2 separate regions of the Mus musculus genome follow, and region 1 is linked to region 2. The links are chromatin loops, found by intact Hi-C in ENCODE. Cell type or tissue: heart. All regions are shown on one strand. Links, peaks and the distances in the headings refer to the core of each region. The heading gives the core; the rest is flanking DNA.

Region 1 (5,780 bases), core at 519-5,518, 130 kb before region 2:
TGCCAGCAGGGGAGTCTTCATACAAACGGGCTTTGTCGTCCGGTGAAAGCCTGCAATGTTCGCAAGGAGGAAGCAGTTCGTCTCCTTTGGTTAAAAGTAGATCCACAAGTATCTAGAAAGCAAGGCCGTTTGCAGGCACCTACTGAAGTTGGTGGAGAGATGAATGAGGAACAACACCTCAGAGGGCTTGGACTCTCAGAGGGAAGGGAGGGCATCAGGACCTAAGGCTTCTCTGAGAGCTTTTGCTGCATGGTTCGTGGGCAAAGGTGATTTTCTTCCTGGTTGGGCTGTTTCAGAAGGGCCTTCTCCTGGCACCATCCATACAGAGCCTCTTGTGGCCTGCAAGTGGTCCAGTCTCTGAGAAAGGAGATTGAGATGCTCCAGGACCACACCCAGTCTGTCTCCTTCTCTCAGCCACAGAGCTTCCACACAGCAGAGCCGGACACTACAGTTCTGGTCAGGAGGAGGCAGAACACCGAGGATACCTGATTGCTATGAGTGCAGCCCCTCCCCAAAGTTTCACACCTAGTTCTGGCTTGTAAGAACACTCAAGTAGGCTGGCAAGCTGTGCCTTGGCTCCCAAGCGATGCTCCATCTGTGAATCCTTGGAAGGCTGTTTAGACGTTGTAGAAAGGCCTGTGCTAAGTTTTGTTTCTATGGAAACAGACCCATTAGGTTAAACAGCAATTGAAAACTATTTGGTGAAAAAGATACCAAGTGCCATTTATTTCCATTTTACACTAAATTGTACATTATTATTTTAATTAGCAACTAGTGAGCAATGTTTATATTCAATTATATGAAATTACACGTGTGTCCACATATTTAGGAAAGTAACATTGATTGGGCTGGGTACCGCAAGGTGGGACCTGGCTATGTGGTCTGAGGAGACTCTCTGAATGTTCTTTGTAGTTGTCTGTCAAAAAAGCTATGTGACCATAGGGCCTGAAGATAACATCTCACACTTGCTTTAAAAACAACGAAGTGTCAAACATTGGTTCTTGTTCTTTCTTTCCTTGGAGGAGTGTGTGACCTGACAGGGGTGGTCAGAGGGTACACCGGAGGGCAAGGCTGCTGGACACATAGGTCCATAATGTTTTTGCTGCAGATGCATGCTATAGAGATGTCCAGAGGACCAGGCAAGGAGTTTTCCTGATGTCATGGAGGCCTTTCCTCACGGCTCTCAGATCAGTTATATTTCTCATTGTTTTGGCAAAACATATGATAGAAGTGATTTAAGTGGGAAAAGATTTCTTCTAGTTTATCATTTGAAGGCAGAGTCCGTGGTGGCAGAGAAGATGCAGCAGAGTCTATGGTGGCAGGAATGTGTGGCTGGGACTCACTACATTTTGATGGTTCAGGAAGAAGAGACAGAACAGGAAACAGGGACCCCTCCTCCACCAGGCTTGTAGCCCAAAGGCTCCACAGTCTCCCCAGACAGCACCATGTGGAGACCAAATATTCAGACACATGAGCCTGGAAGGACATTTCACATTCAAACTTTACATCACTCAAAAAGAGACTTGGTCTCTATAGAAGGTTGGGGCCATTATCTGGGTCGTTTGGACAAAGCCCACCCTGGCCTTTGAGCCTTCTGATCTCTGAGGAAGGAGTACAGCCCAGGCTCCAGGTCCCCACCTGAATTGTGCCATCATTCCATTCCTTCTGAGGTGGCTGAGGGGCAATTCTTTTCATTTAAGATTTATGTGCAGATTCTAAGCCTAAGGCTCTAGGAAGTTAAAGAGTTTGTCTGTATAGCTAACAAGTTGTTACGTGACCTCTGGTCCAGCAATCAACTTTTAGATCGAAGGTAGAGCAACTAACTGCTGTATGTGTGCACATCTGCATCTTTGAGTATGTACACATGTTTGAGTGTGAATGCACATCCAAGTGTGTGCATATGTATACATTTGTGTATGCACCTGTGTGTTGGCATTTTTCTGAATGAGTGTGTATGCATGAATGTGTGTGTGCATATGAGGGAATGGATGGGTATAGTAACACTTGCCTGATACTCATCTTTGTAAATAAAGTCACTTATTAACACTAAGGTTCCACCCTAAGGATGTATCATTAGGTGACTGTCATTGCCCATACATTGTGGGGAGTGTTCTCACTAAAGATACAATGTTACTAGGTGACATAGTGACATGGAGTCACTCTCACAGACCTATGATGTCACAAGACAATTTAGTCATACAAAGCTGCCTCACATAAGGCTATGGTTTTATTAGGTGGTTTAGTTTTATGATTGCCCTCTCATAAGCCTCTGATGTCATTGGGTAACAGTTATGGCCATCTTCCTAAAAGGTATGGTGTCAGGATGAATGGTTGAGTTCAGATCTAATGGATCAGGCCGAAGAAGTAAAATGAAGCCTGGGTTTCTCAGTCCTAAGCCACAGTCTGTCTGCCGACCCAGCAGTGAGTGAGGCACAGACCTCTCTGATCCATAATGTATCTCTTCCCACCTCTGACAGGTCCTAACAATTCTACATCTGTCCCATCAGCCATTCTAGGGAGGCAGCAGCTCCTTCATGCCACCTATAGACATTTCCAGCCCAGAAGCTCAATGCTTTGCTGTTTTCTGGCCCAGCATCAACTGGAAAAGAAAGCTCCTTTTCCGCAGTTGTTTTAGACTCATTTCTGAGTATACTTGCTGCTCAAAAGAGATGGATTTTGTCCTTAGAACCGGTCACGTCCCAACTTTGTCCCCATAGAGGACATTACCTGAGTTCTGGACCCATGAAACTTTACTGAAAAGTGTTATTTGTTTGTCTATTGAGAGGTTGCATGCATATGTGTGCATTTGTGAGCCAGAAGTTGATACCAGGAGTCTTTTGTTGCTCTCCACCTTATTTTTAGAGGTAGGGTCTCTCAGGAAACCTGGAGCTCACTGTGTCAGCTAGACTGGCTGGCCAGAGAGACCCTGGAGTCATCCTGTTCTACTTCCCTTAAGGTATTTAAAGATCCTTAGCACTGTATTCTTCCTTATGCTTTAGAAACACACAACCACTTTTTTGGGGGGGGTAACACTTCATGAGTTGAAATCTTTTTGGGGGGAAACATATCATGAGTTGAAATCTTTCTCACAAGAAGAGAGTTGAAGAAAGAGGTTCCATGTAATGGACACATCAACTTTTCACTTTTGCTCTTCAAATGATGATGACTTAAGAGGACTCTTGGGGACCGCTGGCATCTCGCAACACTCCTGCTGGCTGCCTGTTTTGACTCAGAGATTAATTAGGAAATGATAGAGAAAACAGCAGAGCATAGTTTTGGCTTGTTTCCTGGTGGCTCAAGCACTCTGTGTATTATGACATTCCTATTGGCCATTTCTGTATTCAGAAAGGAATTGAGCTCTTGAGCATTTCACGACTTTCAGTTTTCAGTCTTAGCCAGTTAATTGAGAATGGGATTACCTTCTGCTGGGGGCAACATTTGTCACAGGAGATCCAAACAATCAGACTTTGCGCAGAGCAATGAGAGCCCATGGGACACAGCTAACCCTCCAACTGAGAGATCACTTCTCTGTTTAGAAGCAGGTCCAGCAGCAGATACAATCTTCAGAACATCAAAAGCCAGAGATGGAAGCCAAAGGGCAACTTGGCAGCAGTGCTCTGGCCTTGAACCTGCTTTGGCATGAGGCTTGATCAGATGACTTCATAGTTCCTTTTCTGTGAAGCATTGTTCTCAGGAGGGGGTGATTTAATGGGCTAACAGATATCTGTGTCTGCCCACTCTGCTGTTCCCTGTATTTGTTATAATTTACTTGGTTACCCTGGGAAGAACAAATAGATTATGTAAGTCCAGAGACACCCTGAGGTCAACATCTGCAAAGGGCATTTTGAAGGGATGTGGTCAAGAAAGAGGGAGATGGTGGTATGTAGGAAACCTGAGCTCACAAGAGCTCTCTAGATGTTTCCAGAGTAAAGTTTGAAAAAAAAAAGTATCAGGATGTAATATGTCCTTGTACTGTGGGAGGCAAAGGGAAGACCTAGTTTGAACTCTGACTTACTAGCTCCTTTCTAATGACTTCAGCTTTCCACACAGATAATGGGCTCAACAATAATTATCTCACTTCTTTGAAGAGGTTTGCTTGAGAATCACAAGAGAGAATACATGTTTGCCCATTAAAATGTAAGGAGAGATGTAAACTAGGAACATTGATATTTAATAAAATGGTTGGTATACACAGCCAGATAAAAAGATCTGAGTATATGGAGCTCTGCCAAAAATTAGCCATGTGCTCTTAAAGTAATTTTGGGAGAAAAGACAAGACACTGGCAATAGGAAACAATGCTCAAGCCTGCAGGAAGGAGGAGCAAGCCTTGTAGGCTCCTGCCATCTGGTTGCTCAGTCTTGATCCAACCAAGCTGGGAACATGTTCAAAGCCACCACTGGTCTTTCATATTTAGATGATTCCAAGGAAAACATTAAGAATTATTTTCTAAACAGTTGAATATTCACGAAGAGGATTGAAATGAACAGCTAGTGTTCTTCTGAGCAGCTCCCAAGGGACACATGACTCAGAAGAGGAAAGGCGTGCATGTGCTCAGCTTCCTCTCACGTCACTCACTGGGACCTGGTCATGCCCTTGGAGGCCATCTTTTAAGCTTGTGTGCACTTCCCTTGTCCCTTTTCCAGCTTTTCCTGTTTGTGTCTAACAGCTTTGCCAAGATCTATAGAAGGCTCATTCACCTGTTTCTGCTTGAGATCTGACTACCACCCATGAAAACTCCACAGCATAAGTGACACTATTGACAGGTCAGACGAGTGGACAGAGCAGGTGAAACAGGAAACAATTGGTTCTCTGTGGCTGAGAGAGTGGGACAATCATGGGGTGCATGCTCTGAAAGAACACATCTATTATTGTTTTTACTATAAAGCACAAATAAAATAACAGACAAAAAGAGAGAAGGGTGGTCAGGACTGGGAGCACAAGGGGCAGTACATAGAGATGCAAGCACAGGGCAAGGAAGAAAAGGAAATGAGGTAGAAGATCATTGTCACCTACAGGAGATAAGATGTGCACTTCCATTTCCCATTTCCACTTTCTGTTTCCACACCTTCCTGTAATAGACTGAGACAGTTCATTTTATTTCCTCAATAGGATTTGAATTAAAATGTGTCCCATGTTTTAAAAGTATGGAATTTGAAATAAACTCCAAGTGAGGTCCTAGGAAGTTGGGGTAGACCCAGTGGTGAACTTATCAAAACACCAGGACATTTGTCTCCAAGGCCTCAGAGACCTTAGTTAGCCGTGAGCAGAAAATGTAATGGGGTGTCAGGAATAAAGACCAAGTCCAGACACTGGACCTTAAGCTATGGTTTCCTCCCTGTGATCCAGCAACATCTGTCTAGTGAGTGACACATTTTTGAATCACGTCATCATGTTTTTCAAATAATTGAATGGGTTTGATTGGTGGTTCTGATGAAATCTAACCCCATCCCCCCACCCACCACCCACCCCAATCTAGGTTTTACCATGAGGGATGACAATTCTTATTGAGACTCATGATTCCACCCAGACTGCAGTGTAGTGAGAATTTTGGTTTCTTTAAACACAGGAATGTTATAGGAATATGCTTTTGTTTTAATCCCAGGTGTGGTATATGGGGCTGCTTTAGACTGTTTACAGCAGCTGAGTATGATTTGCCTCATGCTCTAGCAGGGGTGTGATTTTTGCCAGCTGCAGATAGTTTCTGCAGACTATCTGGACCCTGAGAGGGGCTGCAGTGGCTGCTGCTGCTCCTCCTCTTCCTCCTCATCCTCCAGCAGCA
Region 2 (5,780 bases), core at 406-5,405:
TCACATTTTACTTGCAACTTAGAGACACTGATTCCCCAAGAGCAAAATCCAGGCACTTTATGTGAAGCTCTGGCATGCAGGCACTGTAAAATTCCAAACTACAGAAACTTTACCCAGTGTATTTTATTTTGGAACTTTGGGGTTTGGAAGAAAGGGCAGGAAGGAGGGAGGAAGCAAGAGGATGGAGAGTTGGGAGAGAGGAGAGAGGGAGGGAGGGAGGGTGGGAGAGAGAGGGGGGGAGGGAGGGAGGGAGAGAGAGAGAGAGAGAGAGAGAGAGAGAGAGAGAGAGAGAGAGAGAGAGACTAAGAACTAAGAGGGGTCATTCTTGAAATTATTCTGGTTTTTAGAAGTTCTTATCCTCCCAGATGTGGTTTGCTAGGGGCTAGTTTTTGTAGTTATTAAGGGAAAACAAAGGCAGCTAACAATGTTTGGATGTCTGCTCTCTTGTTAGGCACCAAGAAAGGTTTCTCATTTGCCTTCTCAGAGGACTCTAGAGAGTCCTCTGTTCTCCCCATGGGTTATGTGTAGAGACTGGGGCTTAATATCAAATACCTTGCTCCTGATGCAAAGCTAGTGGGTGGTAGAGCTGAAAACCAATCCCACATCTGTCTAACAAGTCTCAATACCCTTTTCTAGTGCCATTTGAAGGCATTTCTTTATGTGCAAGATACAGTACTACACAGATGTAGACAGCAATGGGAAGAGACATCCATTCACATAATTCAGATGTCTCACAAAGTGCCCATTATTCTTGGCAGTACAATTTTCCAGTCCCTTCCCACTCTCCTCCCAAGGGGTCCTTCACTAACAAGCATAACCACACCCAACAACAGCACTGGCCTCTCTCTTCCTCTCTCCTTCTGTCCAACTCCATCCAGTCTCAGCTCAGGCTCTTCTTCCATTTAGCCAGCTGGGAGTGCAGGCCGTCAGCAAATGTCTCTGCTTTCTTGCATCAATTCAGAAAGATGAGGGCACCGTCTTGTGCAAGTAAATGGCATGAGTATTGACCTAGCGGCTAGTCTGCATTCCATCCTTGTTTTCTTTAGTGATATTGGTACTTATCATAAACTGAGGCCTATCGCAAGATGCACAGAGGAAGGTACCCAGCTTTGGATACCTAAGAGGTCTACTTTACCTAAGTGCTTCAACAAGAGAGTAGAGAAGGAAAGATGCATAATAAAAGGAACAAAATACATAGTCTAGTCACCAATACACTACTTACGACAAGCTAACGATCTACTTCACCTGACCACAGGAAACCACTGCCGTTTCCTGCTCTCTGGGCTTGTGTGGGAGTCCAGAAGAGGTGAAGGCTGCCCATCACAATGAGTAACACAGTTGCAGACTCTAAAGGCTGACTGACCTCTCTGAGCAAAGCAGCGAAGGTCCTCAGCCCCTGTTTCCACTCCTCCATGTCATCTCTCACATGTGCTGGGATGGACGCTTGCACAACTGTCGCCACAGGAATCGTTACCTCAAGCACTAGGAAATGTCAAAGCCAGAAGATGGGCCTTTTATGCAAGCTACAGTTTCCTGGAGTCTTTTGGCCCTTGGAAATCAGAAGAAAAGTTACAGATGATTTTGAGCCACCACGTGGGTGCTGGAGAATCGTGATTGATATCAAACCTTGGATTTGTCAGAAAGGCCAAACCCATGCTACCCAGGTTCCTTTTCCTCACCACATGCATTTTCCACTGAATCTCCAAGGTGAAACATTTCCTATATTAGCTTGCTGCCGTCACCTTAAACTTGGACAGTCAGGCATTTTATCACCCAGTAAGACAAAACTTCTGTGGAGGAATGAAACAGAACTTTCCTCCGGAAAATACTGAAAAACTGAGTCGATAGGATGTTGGGGGAAACATGAGAATTCTTATACACATCTGCAGTTCTGAAAATAAAACCTCCCCCTCTTGGTAATGTGTTTGTGGAAATATTCAGCACATAACTGGTGTCAAAGGCTCAATAATCTAGGTGGGGTGGCTCATAGCATCCTGGTACCTAGGAGCCAGAGGCATGAGGATTGCTGCAGATTTGAGGCCAGCCTCAGCTACAAGGTTGTCAATAAAGCTGCAAAGCAAGAATTCCTCTAATAAAACAAACAAACAAACATAAGATATATGGTGTATAAGTAAATAAAAGCAGTCACAAAAATGAATGAATCAGTCATTGAAATGGGGAAAGAAGGTCCTGCCACACAGTAATTTTTCTAGAATGAAAACTACAGATAATGAAGATTAATTAGAGTTGAGTACATTCTGTGTGAGGTGTCTCTGTTCCACAGTAGCTTACAAGTTGATAAAGCATATGGGATCAACTGAGAAGAACCCAGAATTGTTGAGCAGCCTTAGCCATTTCCACAGAGGTTCCAAACATAGCTCTCTATATTGACAAAGACAGTTTCAACCATAAATCCCTAGTTTTCCAAGTACCACACTAGACCACAAACACGCCATTGGACACTGGGAAGGTGGATCTTTATTGTCAGCCTGAATGGATTTGGGATTACCTAGGAGGCACATGTTTTAGTGTGTGTAGGGTCTTTCCATGGGGGTTTCATTGAGGAGGAAGACCTGTTCTGAGTGTAGATGGCACCATCCCTGAGGTTGGAATCTTGCACTGAATAAAAATGAGAAAAATTAGAAAGCTGAATGAGCTGTAGCCTTCACCACTCTTTCCTAGATACCACGTGAGTAGCTAATTCATGCTCCAAAAGCCATGCCTTCCCTATCATGATGGGCTCTATCATTAAACCATGATCACAAAAAAAAAACCCTCTTCTTTTAAGTTGCTTCTTGTTGTGTATTTGGTCACAGCAGTAAGAAAGGTGAGCAGTGGTATATCATGTACTTTTCCCATTAACTAGCTAGGGGAAAGGCAGGACAAGGCTGGAATAGACCTGGCAATCCAGGAGATGCACGCTTAGCTCCAGATAAAAGCAGACAGAAACTCCATTCAACACCCCAGAGAGCAACTTTGCCTTTGCCTTGCCAGTAGGGGTAGCTGCTGAGCTGCTGGAACAGAGAGGTGCTTCCCATTCTGGTGGAAGATTCAAGACCTGCCACACTGCTTTCAGTTTGTCTCCAGGTAAAAGGCCACAGAAGGGCCCCCCTCCATTGCATTGCCACACCCAATCTGCTTCTCTCACACTCTCTTCCTTCTTACAGAACCTTCCTTCTTCCCCAATCCTCAAAGCCTAGAGCAGGTATGACTTTCCCTCACCAGCCAGCCCAGGACATGAACCTGGAACAAATCTTCCTCCAGCCAACATGTCATACCTTTCATCTAAGAACGTACATCTATCTATCTATCTATCTATCTATCTATCTATCTATCTATCTATCTATCTATCTATCTATCTATTTATCTATCATCTATCTACTATCAATCTGTCACCTACTTATCAACTATCTACCTATCATCTATCTATCAGTCCATCTATCACCTATTTATCTTCTACCTACCTATAATCTATCCATAATCTGTCTATTATCTATCTAGCATCTATCAATCATCACCTGTCAATCATACGTCTGTCTATCTACTATCTATCTATCTATCTATCTATCTATCTATCTATCCTAGTTTCACTGAGTTACAATTATTTTTTACTGGTAGATCTATTATATCTCACTTGTCTATCATCCAGATGTCTATTCCTCATCTGTCTGTCTATCTACATCATTCTCACTGAGCTATAATCTTTCTCTATGAAATATAAGGTTCTCGGGGATAAATTCACCTTTGGCTGTCAGAACCTGATACAAGTCCTGCTACATAGACACCTGGGTTAGGGAGATGAATACCAGCAGAGAGTCATATTTAAGGTTGCTCTGTGTGGTGCTGTGTCAGTTCAAAGATGATAGGATTTTTAGGTCTAATCCTCCATCCAGTGAGTAAGAAATTGCTCTGCGAGAAAATCTATTACTAAGGTGAACTGGCTGATTTCAGACTGAGATAGCTTCCAGATGAAGACAGTGTCTTCCTTGTTCACAGGATAAAAGAGGCAGGGAATTGAACAGTTAGTATCACTGGAAACATGTCTCAAGTGGACTGTCTGGTGCTTCTTTTGTCTGGGGCTAATGATAGTTGTCATCTTGAGTAAAGGACCCTATTCTGAGCCAGTGGGTACCTGAGCTAATTTTGCTGGCAGGCTAATCACAATGTGGATTAAGGGTTATCCCTGACTTCCTTTATTCTTTTATAACAAACTAAAGTCATCAAGAGGCAAAGAAAGGGGCAGGAAGGGAAAAGGAGAGGGAGAGGGAGAAAGGGAAGAGCAGGGAAAGGGAGGGAGAGAGGGGAAAGAGAAAGAGGAGAGAGGAGAGGAAGAATTCTGATAACAAGGGGAGTTTCAACAGCAGAACTTAGACGTTAGGTCTGCTTTATGCTAAGTGTGAAATGGCATGAGCTAGCTCCCCATGGACAATTCCCCAGAGACTTGTCTCTCACTAGAAAGACCTTTGTAAATGTTAATAGGTACTAGAAATGCTGGAAGTATATTTGCTCAGGGCCCAAGACATAAAATAATCATCAGTTTGTTTGTCTGATTCTAAGTGAGTTTAGTATTGATTTGCCTGATATGAATTCCAAAAGCCCACTATTTTGGGAAAGCCATCCAAACCCACTGTTTTTGATTCCTGGGAGTTTCCTTCAGGGGAAACTTCCTTTGCAATTCTGCACTGACTGGGGAGAAGAACGAACATACATAAAAGGAATGGCCAGACTTCCCTGTCTGCTCTTCTTCCTTGCTTCCAACCCCAAACCCTGGAGACTATTTTCCACTGCAGCTGGCTCTCCGGGGTGTGGCTCAAGTGCTGCCCTTGTTCAAACGGAAGAGTTCAAGTGAATGAAAGTTTGAAGTCAACTTAAAATCAAAACACAGACCTAGCATTTGTCAGATAGCTTATCTCAACTGTGTGGGATTTATGGGATTTACAAGCACTCTGACACGAGTGTGGCTTAGCGTATTTAGAATGAAAAGGACACTAGGAACGTCTTGCTCTACTTTGTAGTGGAGTGGAGGGCAGATCAGACAGGGCTGGGCAGTACTAAGAATAGATTCCTTCTTTCTAACGTTCATGATGGCTTGTCTTCTCTGCCACAATCATGAATTATTTCAATTTTTATATTTCTAATTAAATTTATTTACTTAGTGTGTATATGTTGACACACACGTGGAAGTCAGAGGATATTGTACAGGAGTCCCCTCCCTCCTTCTCCCATATGGATTCTGGAAACAAACTCAAGTCACCAAGCTTGGTGGAAAGGACCTTTTACCCTTTAAGCCACCTCGTGGGCCCAATTCGAAATCTGTGAGTATATAACACAGCATGCATATTGCAAACCTGACCATGATATCATTAAACACACAACAGTCAGCTATGGCTCAAGATTATTCTGTCTGCTGCTAGGCGACTTCCCAGAATAAAGTGGAGGCAAGGTCCTCATGCTTGTGGGGTCTGAGGTGCTGTTGTGAGCCAGTTCAGACAGGTACAACCAGTGCCTGCCAAACAGATCAGATCTTGGGCTACAATGTAGAGTCCTTGCCCCAGAGCTTCTCTGAAGGACCCAGATCCACCTGTTCACCTCAAAATTTATTCAGACTTTCTGGAAGTGGGAAAAGACACCAAACACACAGTTCTTACTGATGTCAGATGTCACTAGCTGAAGGGCAGATGGAGTCAGTTGTTGAAAGAATGAAGATTTGTTTGTTTTACTTCTAAGTCTGTTCGTCATTTTCTTGTTAGTGACTATTATGGGGTGAACTATTGTCCAGA

The links. A loop is a pair of places that touch in the nucleus more often than their neighbours do. Peaks named below come from ENCODE experiments on the same cell type or tissue, not always from the same donor. Only the 100,000 strongest peaks of a DNase experiment are listed, where the experiment ranks them.
Region 1: it touches region 2 in a loop (2.2-fold over the local background); 8 of 42 quality-filtered maps call a loop at or near these places.

Annotation. Positions count from the first base shown.
Region 1 is chr6:147,942,966-147,948,745 of GRCm38, reverse strand. No RefSeq gene overlaps it. Among named protein-coding and RNA genes, the nearest start is that of Far2, 100 kb to the left of the region's middle. In heart, for the core only: no CTCF peak of the experiment used is centred there; DNase peaks (open chromatin) are centred at 3,605 and 4,555.
Region 2 is chr6:147,808,143-147,813,922 of GRCm38, reverse strand. No RefSeq gene overlaps it. Among named protein-coding and RNA genes, the nearest start is that of Gm15762, 91 kb to the right of the region's middle. In heart, for the core only: a CTCF peak has its summit at 2,991 (motif pointing right); a DNase peak (open chromatin) is centred at 2,992; H3K27me3 peaks cover 294 bases.